2 separate regions of the Homo sapiens genome follow, and region 1 is linked to region 2. Evidence: chromatin contacts called from ENCODE Hi-C data. All regions are on one chromosome and are shown on one strand. The core of a region is the stretch at or near the end of the contact, and the rest is flanking DNA. Distances in the headings are between cores, read along the strand shown.

Evidence for each region. A loop is a pair of places that touch in the nucleus more often than their neighbours do. Pooled maps may share reads with other maps.
Region 1: a map of aorta shows a loop between it and region 2 (2.6-fold over the local background). The contact joins the enhancer-like site here to the promoter of AS-PTPRE in region 2. A Hi-C loop is called at or near these places in 6 of 168 maps with a recorded cell type or tissue (HAP-1, Jurkat, aorta and 3 more), 1 of 37 single-sample maps with no recorded cell type and 5 of 50 pooled maps.

The regions. Positions count from the first base shown.
Region 1 is chr10:127,920,693-127,925,776 of GRCh38, reverse strand. All of the region lies in intron 1 of PTPRE (protein tyrosine phosphatase receptor type E), which reads right to left. Among named protein-coding and RNA genes, the nearest start is that of PTPRE-AS1, 11 kb to the left of the region's middle. Within about 2 kb of position 2,641, at least 20 of the 41 ENCODE cell types and tissues checked have a DNase peak (open chromatin) inside an H3K27ac peak, as active enhancers do; they include ascending aorta and tibial artery, where a contact is called at or near this core.
Region 2 is chr10:128,058,986-128,063,863 of GRCh38, reverse strand. It overlaps AS-PTPRE (lncRNA antisense to PTPRE protein-coding gene), which reads left to right and starts at 1,439. Exons shown (of 3, transcript NR_136150.1): 1 at 1,439-1,737; 2 at 3,020-3,177. It overlaps PTPRE (protein tyrosine phosphatase receptor type E), which reads right to left. Exons shown (of 21, transcript NM_006504.6): 8 at 2,849-2,925; 9 at 2,149-2,185; 10 at 684-781. RefSeq lists enhancers at 1-356, 696-905, 1,316-1,365, 697-1,896.

The DNA of each region.
Region 1 (5,084 bases), core at 1,392-3,891, 140 kb after region 2:
AGTTAGGATTTGTCAGGGGGTGACACAGACTCCAACCATCAATCCTACCCAAGATGTTGGTCTTTAGGGTGATAGCCCCAGGGATGCTTTGGAACTGTTGCAGAGGCCACAGCTGGAAGGGCCTAGCAGGCTCAGTGGCCGTGGACCACAGGCCACATTCTTACTAAAAGCTTCCTGTGGCCTGGCCTCGACCATGGTTCAGGCTGCTAGCTTCCTGGGCTCCTCCCTGTTTTCTGAGCCTTGTTCTCCAGCTTCACTATTGATTCTGAGAACTCTGCGGTAGCCGTCTGCCAAGCTCCCTTTCTCACTAAGTTAACCAGTCAGATCCGGGATATTGCCAGGAGCCACAACTAATCCACCCGGGGTCAGAAAAGAATGAGGATCCCTCACCCATACATACTGTTTGGAAAGAGCCAGCCATTCTTTCCTGAAGGAATAAGGCTAAATCAGGTGACAAATAGGATGTCAAAGAAACAGCAGAATACAGCTTCCCAGGCTAGGTCCTAAAGACACTGTAACGTCTTTCTTGCTTTCTCCTGGATCACTCTCTCTGGGTGAAGCCAGCTCCCAGATCATCAGGACACATAGTCCTGTGGATAGGTCCATCTGGCAAGGACTGAAGGCCTCCTGTCCATGGCCAACATCCTCCAGCCATGGAAGTGGATCTTCCAGCCCAAGCCAAGCCCTCAGGTGTGCTGGCTTCAGGCAGGTAAGATGGGGCAAAATTGCCAACCTTGCTCTAGAGCTCAGAAAACAGAAGACTGTGCTGAAGATTGAGTTAGCATAGTTCATAGGAACAGCCTCTGCAGTACCTGGGAATGTGCATTTCCAAGTATCCCAGGGAGCTCCACATGCCTCTGCTTAAAATAGAGCTGGTACCAATGTCTGAGGTTTTCTTGCTTTGCTTATTCATTACAATGTCCGCTTTCTAGAAAGCTCAGCTACTTCAATGCTCCATAACTTCTAGATTTTAAAATTATACATTATTGAGACTTTGCAGAAAAGATACAAATGCCAAGTTATATGGGTCAATTTTTCTGTATTCTGCAGCCCAGTGGGACCTTATTGAACATTAAACTGGGTTATCTCAGTTAATCTTGTAAGTTTTTATTATTGGGTCATCAGATATTCCTTGAGTACAGTGAGGGAAGTTGGGCGGAGGGGAACACATTGACTGTTACCTGATGGTAAAAATCCTGCTGACAATCCCATGTCTGCCTGATCTTGTGGTCTTAAAACAGCTCACCTGGCCAGATGCAGTGGCTCATGCCTGTGGTCCTAGCACTTTGGGAGGCCGAGGTGTAGGCGTAGGATCTTGAGATCAGGAATTTGAGATCAGCCTGGCCAACATGGCAAAACCCTGTCTCTACTAAAAATACAAAAATTAGCCAGGCACGGTGGTGGGCGCCTGTAGTCCCAGCTACTCGAGAGGCTGAGGCACAAGAATCACTTGAATCCGGGAGGCGAAGGTTGCAATGAGCCGAGATCGCACCATTGCACTCCAGCCTGGGTGACAGAGGGAGACTCTGTTTCAAAACAACAACAACAACAAACAAGCTCACCCACCTTCGCTTGCCCTCCCTGCTGAAAACAGTCATGCCTGTCACCCTGTAACTTGTCCCTATTTCGAGCACAAACTCTTTCTCTACAAAAAAGCTTAAGAGTTTGTTCTCTTGTGTTCCTTTCACTTGTTCACTCAGTTTCCCAGAGACATCTTCTGCCATGCACCACGGTTAAGTTTATTTGTATGCATCTTGACACAGTATTTAAACCTCCACCAAATGTACCCTGGACTCATCATGGATATTTTCCAGCTTAAGCCTTCTGTGGGAACATCACTCCCTAAAACCCAGACCAGACATGGAAAAGTAGCACTCCCAGCTCTCCCTGGATCTGTTCTGATCCCTCAGGGGTCTCAGCTTCCACCAACCAGACATCAGGCAGTGGGAAATGAATGCAAGATCCTGACAGAGATACCCGGAAGTAAACTGCATGTGGTTTGAATCCTGTGTTAAAGGAAGATTGTGTCTCCACACTGGGCTGGATGATATCTTGATAGAGTTTCTGTCAAAACAGAAGCTCTCCTTGGAGCCTTTAAAAATAATTCAAAACTTTGGGAGGCTGAGGCAGGTGGATCACGAGGTCAGGAGTTCGAGACCAGCCTGACCAACGTGGTGAAACCCAGTCCTTACTAAAAATACAAAAATTAGCCAAGCATGGTGGCGGGCGCCTGTAATCCCAGCTACTCAGGAGGCTGAGGCGGGAGAATCACTTGAACCTGGGAGGCAGAGGTTGCGGTGAGCCGAGTTCGTGCCACTGCACTTCAGCCTGGGCAACAGAGCAAAATTCCGTCTCAAAAAAAAAAAAAAAAAAAAAAATTCAAACTGGTTTTCACATCAGGATCAAAACAGGCAAGCGATTCCATTATGAGGTTCTTCCCAGACTTGTAGCACTCGCTCTGGATAGCCAAGACTCCTGGGGCCAGGTCAGGGTGTCCCCACACTCTGTCTGCTTCTGGGAAGCCTGCCCCACCCCTCACCTGATAAGGTGATTGGATTATCTCTTTGAAATTGGGCAACAACAGGGAGAAAACACTGGACATTTCTTGGACTTGCTTTGCTATTACTCATGTCAAAAGAATGGCACGCCAGCCGCTATGCCGGGCTGAGCACCAGCTCTCCAGGCCTCTGCCTGGGACAGGAGTGCAGGCTGGGAATGCCGCCAGACGCTCAAGTTAGCCACAGCTGCCCACAGAGCTGCCACTGTTGCCACTAAGGGCTGGGTCTGGGGTCAGAGCAGTCCCTCCACCAATGCTGAGGTCACTAGCTGAAGGCCTGAGGGAGGCCGAGCTTGGCTGGGTCTGGGGTTCTGGAAGACGAGGTCCTAAGAGATGAAGCTGAGGATGGGAAAAGCCAGAGAGGGCAGAGGGGGAGGGAAGATGGGAGCAGGGAGGGAGCCAGAGAAAGGAACCTGGGCAGAAATGGCCCGACAGAAGCCGCTGTGCCTGGGGCTCTCAGCCCACCCACCTTGGTATAGAGTTCAGTCCCCTTTCTATGTTGTGGCTGGGAACAGAGTGGCAGGAACACACATCTCTTACGGGTTCAGTGGAACTCTTTAGAAGAAGGCCTAGCAAAAGTGGTATCATGTGTGGCAGATGGGGTTCTGTGGAGCAGAGAGCTGGGCAACCACTTTGTCCTAAGTGCCCACTTGGATGACAGGCCCCTAATGAATACACATGGCCCCGGCCCACCTGGAAGAGAAGAGCACAGCTCCTGGCATGAGGCCTTCTCAATCCCACACGGACAACACAAGGACCTCAGAGCGGCCCTCGATGGCCCCCTGGCCCCCTTGCCCCACGGAGTCTCCAGAGCAGGGCTGAGCTCCGCACAGACAGCCCCTTACGGGACTGCCTCCCACAGGACCCCCAGATTCAGGTTAGGTGTCCGGCGGCAAAGAATGCAAGGGCACCTATGGGTTTTGTTCACCATTGGAGTCTCAGCACCAGAAGGCCTTCCATTCACATGTGTTAAATGAACTTGAGACAGTGAATGAATGAATGGAACTGTGTAAATGACCATGTGTGGTGGCTCCTGTGGCTTCAGGGCTGCTGGGAGTGATCTCTGTCAGCTCAGCTGCCTGACATCCCAACATCAGCAACTTGTTTATTTAGTTAGCCTTTCTCCAGTAGCCTTCTTTCAAAAAGCAGCTCTTAAAATTGGACTTCATGAATTCACTAACAACTTGTCATGGATTAGTCTATTCCATTGCTTTCCTTTAGCAATTTCCTCCAGCAGTTTCACTTCCTGCAAGAGCAAAGTTCCTGCCCAGCACAGGGCTTCAGACTCAGCATCGATGCCTGCCTTCCACCGGCACCCTGAGCCACAGCACCCTGTCCATTCCTCCTGGACTCCCCTCCTGCCCTCTGCATTGAAGAAAGTCCTGACCTCATTCTGGGACCCTACAGAAGACCCTGGCATTCTCCACCCTGGCCACACTTGGAATTTCCTGGGGGAGCTTTGTAAAAAATGCAGCTGCCCTGGCCTCACTGTAGAACTTGGAGCCAATCATGAGAGCAGGGTCCAAGCAGGAGGCTCTCGGGAACCTCCCCTGTGACTCTGAGGCACAGCCCTGCTGGGCAACAGCTCAGTGAGCCTCTCCTGGCCCCCAGCTCTGTGCCCCCAGCCCAGTCCCTATAGACGTCCACATCCCTGGCATCACCTCCCCCAGTTCAAGATGGAGCTCACGTCCCTCCTGTGATTCTAAAGCCCTTCCCAGGCAGGTCCAGGTGTCTACCCCGGCCTTCCATCTGACTGCTCCCTGAGTGAGCCTGGAGGCCACAGGACGCCTCTTCCCACCCCATCCCCAGCAGCCGTGTGGCCCCTGCTTCCACACATAGGCATCACTCCTCCGTCTTGGGGATTATTGGTCTCAATCCCTTTTCAAATCCCTGCCCTGCTGCTACCCTATCTGGGCCTCCAGTTCCTTCTGTCAAAAATGCACTAATTGCTGCCCTCACCTGGTTTTGCAGCTGTGAGCACTGACCGAGTTAACATGTCCAAGTGCTTAGAGCAGGATCTGGCTGGCACTCAGCAAGTGCACCCTCAACACCAGTGATCGCTGGTATTATCGTAACGAGTATTTCATTTATTGCCCTGGACCCCCACTGAAAATAGGACACTTGCCAAAGGAGCTGTGTTTCCACCTCTGGCCCCTGGGAAGACAGAGGGCCCAAGCCTGGATTATCAGAACAGGGCAAGCCCCAGACACCGAGGAAGCTTTGAGGTTGGGCCAGTTATCCAAGCCTGGCTCGTCAGAGCCAAGGAGACTCATGTCTGGGTTGATCTGTAGGGAAACGCCCTCTCCTTACACAGGGAAGACAGAATGTGAGTTTGCTGGAGGCCCCACAGGACTGAGTCTGTCAGAGCACATATGAGAGAGAGCCAGGGCCTTGGTGGCAACATCTGGCCATGTGGATCCAGTTGTACCTGAGCTTTCAGTTTTGTAAGTCAACGCCCCTATGAACTTGACTGAACTTGAGTCATATTTCCATCTCGTGCATCCCTAAGGTCCCTGACTGATACGGA
Region 2 (4,878 bases), core at 190-2,689:
CCTGCCTGTCACTCAACCCCACCCCCGCACCCAGGCTCCCCACAGCCACCACTTCTCAGCCCTGAATTTGAGCCCCTACTCCTTGCACCTGGGACAGAGCTGGCCCAGCACAGCAGATGCTAATGAGTACTTGTTACATTAGGAAACGAATCAGTTCAACTTTTCTTCTTTGTCAATGATTCAAATTCTTATAACGTACATGCATCCTTTTTTGAATTAGAAACAGCTAATTAAATATATTCGGATGACAAATCAACATTTCTTCAATATACCAACGTTTTCCAAAAGCATTTCTCTAGTCTGGATAATAAGCGCGAAATCATGTTCATTTCTAGCCTGAGCTCTGCCGCATGACACGCTCAACATCCTAAAACTCTAAGATTCATGTCTCTCATCAGGCAGGCAGAGCCATGGGGCCAGCCGGGGGCCACTCTTACTTGGGAAAAAAAGGAAACTCTTGTGTCATTGTGTTATCACAGATTAGATAACAGTGAGATGCTGGGGACACAGGGGATTTGTTTCGTGAAGAAAATGCTGTAAGCCACTGCATGTGTTTGGGTTTTTTTCTGCAGTGATAGTGGGAGGAAGGGAGGGAAGTAGGAAAAGGAAGTGGTAAGAACATCCCCAGCCCGGCAGCAGCAGCTGAAAGGAAGTGATACCGGGGCCAGATGCCTGGAACTCACCTCTTTCCTTTCTTTCAAGTTTGTTAACATGACGATGGTCGCAGACTTTTGCTCCCAGACCATTCTCCAGAAGTCGTTAACCGTTTCCTGTTTGGGACCTGTGTGTAGAGGACAATTTCGAAGTCAAAAGGCATGAAGGGAAGTCCCTTTGGGGTCCCAGCCCCGGCACCCTGGCCGTTGGCCCCTGGACAGCTGTTCACTCCCTTCTCAGGCTTGTTGGGGACACACACGTCATGCCCTGAAGCGTTCCGGAACCGGTAGGGGCTGCCTGTCCTGCCACTCACCCACTCCAGCTAGGAACTCCTCAGTGGGCAAGATAATTGGGCCCAGGTTGAGTTATGACGTTCACAGGTAAGAAGCAGGGTTCAGATGAGGGCTGGGTCTACAGCCAAGTGTGGGAGAGCTGGTGAAAGCCTTGCGAGAGGCAGAGACTGGCCAGCCTCACCCTGCATTCCCAATCCCCTCCTCTTTGTCAAAATCTTACTCTCAGCATGGTGCTGTCCAATACGATATGAGCTAAAGTCCCTCGGGAGGGGGATGTGAACAACAGACAAAGTGTCACTAGGAGAAAGTCCTCTGCCCCTATCCACTTCCTGTCTGAGCTGCGGCTATTTTGCAGTCCCGAGCTAAGTGCTACGTGCTGAGGGGGATGGGCGGGGAGATAAGGAAGCCCCTGGCCCTGCTGCTGTCCTGCCGTGGGCTAGCTCCCTGTGGGTGTCTGCTGGCAAGAGAGAAACACATGCTTTCATCTGCTTCAGCCAGGATCGTCAGGTTTCCTGAGGTTTCCAGCTGGGCACATTCCTGATGGCCTCTGCGTGTGCACATGTGTGTCCTTTTTTCTTAGAGATTCTGCATTTGTAACAACTTCCCAGGTGATTTTGATGGACGCTGACTTTCAGAGCTCATTGCCCTAAAGACTCCTGGCCTAAGAGTGAGGAAGTCTGAGGAATCTGGTTTCAGCTCCACTGATATCTAACCGCACGTACACCAGGTCCTGCAGATGACAACCTCTGGTGGAACGGAGTGATGCTGGATTCAGTACTCAACACACAAGGTAGCCCTGTGCAAGGTGAAGGGCACGTTTTCACAGCTGAAGTATATTCTTAGTTATGGCCTTGATCTGAAAAGCTATTCACCCCACTAACCCCTCGCCCAAACTTGGGGAGCCATGTAGGGCTCAGCCAGCTGAGAGAAATTCAAGGTTATCTGACGCAAGTATTAACAAGCTGGAATGGCAGCCGGGGCCATTGCGTGCCCTGTGTTCACACCATATAGGTGTGGGAATAAGTGTGTGTTTCTCTGACTACACATATCCGTTGTGTGAATGGATATCTAACGTGTCTGTTAGGTGTAAACACACACACACAAATCCAGTATAAGTCCTTGGTCTTGTTGGCATACAGAGAAGGAAATAAGAGCTATTCACGTTACCAAAAATACGTTGAGAAATTAATAAAAAGCTTACCTTGAGCTGCTATGAATTTATTCTTCTCTTTGTAACCCTAGAAAAAATAACATCAGATTTATATTTTTTCAGAATTATCTTTGCTGAAAGGATTTGTTGGTGTTGCTGTTAGGAAAGCAGTACATATTCACCATGGAAAATTTGCAAAACACAGGAAAAGGTTAAGAAGGAAAGAAAACTCACCAGCAATTCCAGAAATAACAAATCCTACTTCATACGTCCCCTCTCTAGTCTGTTTTTCTGCCAAACCTTTCCCAGACTCACCCACAAGCAGACATGCAGACATTTCTGTCCTCTAATTGGGTGAACATGTACAATTTATTTTATGTTGTATTTTTAATGGGAATTTTATAATTGATATTAAATGATCTTTTAAAGATTAATACAAATCAAGTTCTAATAGTCCACTGCACATGGTTTTACCACAATCTGTTTAACTACCCATGCTCCCTGTTCTATTTGGTCAGGAATATACATAATGCTGTAGTGAACATCCTCTGTGATCATCTCTGTCTCTTGAATTCAAATTCCCAGATGCTGATGCCAGTGTGTAAAGCACGGGCAGTTCCGTACCCTTTGTGCTTGTGGCCAAACTGCCCAGAAAGGTTGTGACAATTTACACTCCGGGCACCAGACAAGAAAGTGCTTACTGCTCATGCCCCAGCTGGGCCAGGGGAACAAGAAACCTCTGCCCACTTACATCTATGTAGGAAGCATTGATGTAGTCTGAACAGGGAATTCCATCCAGTTGGCTCAGAATCACCCTAGAATGGTCATCTGGAAAAAAAACCCAAACAAAGCCAAGATATTAGGACCAGGAATCACAGTGCTGTCTCTTCCAGAAATCACAGTGCTGTCTCTTCATCTGCAGTGTCAGCTCCTGGGAAGGGCAAAAGCAGCTTCACAGCGACACCAGGGATGGCAGAGATGTTCTTCCTCAGCGTTCCCATGGAGAACACTAGTGTCCTGAGAGAGAATGCACCTGCTTTGGTGAACACTGACTGTCTCAGCTGTGGCATGACGACAAGGGTAGGATTTCAGCATCCAGGATGGGGGCTGCTGGGTCATTACATAGCAAGAATAGCAGAATGTGCCAGGCCCCTGGCAGTGCAAGGGCTGTATTTTATGAACCCTGCACTGGGCCCAGCCCCAGTGTTGCCAAGTGTGGGTGCACTTAAAAGAGCCCCAGGACAGGAGAACTGGGTCCACTCTCCCAGGCTTCCCAGGGAAATGAGCACCAGCCCCATGAGGACAAGTGGATGTGGGGGTCTAGGATTGGGGACTCTGACCCTCAGTCCCACCACCGGAGTCTGCCCCAGAGCTGGAAGGCGAGCACAGTGAGGAGCGTCTGGTAGATCCAGCCTGTTGCACAAGCAGTTTTCCGGGGTAGAAGGCTGACCGTGGAGTGCTCTGTGTGTGGGGTGTGTGTGTAGTGAGTGTGGTGTGTGTGTATTGTGTGTGTGGTGTGTGTGGTTGTGTATGTGTGTAATGTGTGGTGTGTGTGTGGTGTGTATGGTGCATGTGTGTAGTGTGTGTGGTGTATGTGTGGTGTGCATGTGTGTAGTGTGTATGCTGTGTGAATGTGTGCATGTGGGTTTGGTGTGTATGTGTAGTGTGTGTGTGTGTGTGTGTGTAGTGTGTGGTATGTGTGTGGTGTGTATGTGTGTGGTATGTGTGTGATATGTTTGTGTGGAGTGTGTGGTGTGTGTGTGGAGTGTGTATGTGTGTGCGTTATGTGCGGTGGGTGTGTAGTGTGTGTGTTGTGTGTGTGTGTGTGCATGTAGTGTGTGTGTACACACACGTCAGGGCTCCATCATGACTTTTGTGGGTTGTAGTCACTTCTGCCTTTGCAGCTTCCTCCATAGAACTATTAAGAAGGTTATCTTAGGACTGGGTTGGTCGCCAGTGAAAAGATGCACTCCAGAATGGGTTTTGCACGTTTTGTTTGTGATTTGAAGAGAAATGAAGACATTTTCATGGGCTTCTAAAAGTGCTGTGGGCCTGGCCCTGCTCCTCCTGTAACCTTTCCCAGGAACGTCCGGCTCGGCCAGGCTGGGACCAGGCTGGTTCTGAGGACGTTTATGCTGCACTGGGCACAGAGTCTGGCATGTGGTAGAAGCTTAGGGTCTCCTTCCTGAGTCATTACTGAGTAACTCTAGGTCCTCTCCCTGCTTTCTCTGCTTAGTCTCTGATCAGGGTGGGTTGTGTTTGTGGTGTTTGTGGCGTTTGTGATGGGGAGCCGGGCAGCCCCCAGGTCATGCCTTGTTTGTCTCACCTTCACCTGGAAGGCTGCCAGGTGGGCCACGGGCTGGTGGCCTGCGACCTCCGATGGTTGAGCCAGCTCTGTCGGGCTGCCAGCAGAGAAAGGGCGGGTATAGCTCTGAGAGACAGTCACAGCCCACACAGGGTGGCCAGGGAGTCAGACCCCAAACTTACAGTCCTGCAGACCTCACTGTGAGACCCTCCTGCTCAGGGACTGGCAATGCCCAGGCAGAAATAGCTCTGCTGAACACATATAACACTAGTTGAAAATAATTTGGAATGGTTTACGCTTTGAGGACAGCTATAGAAAAGCACAGGGTAAAATATAGCCTTCTGCTTAGATTTAGAATCTTGCAGTTTCTAAGAGCTTCCTGTCTTTTTATTCTAAAAAGTCACACTTCACATTCAAAACATTATTTCCTAAAATTATCAGCTGTTGGCACTTTTCCAGAAAAGAGGCCTAGCTTG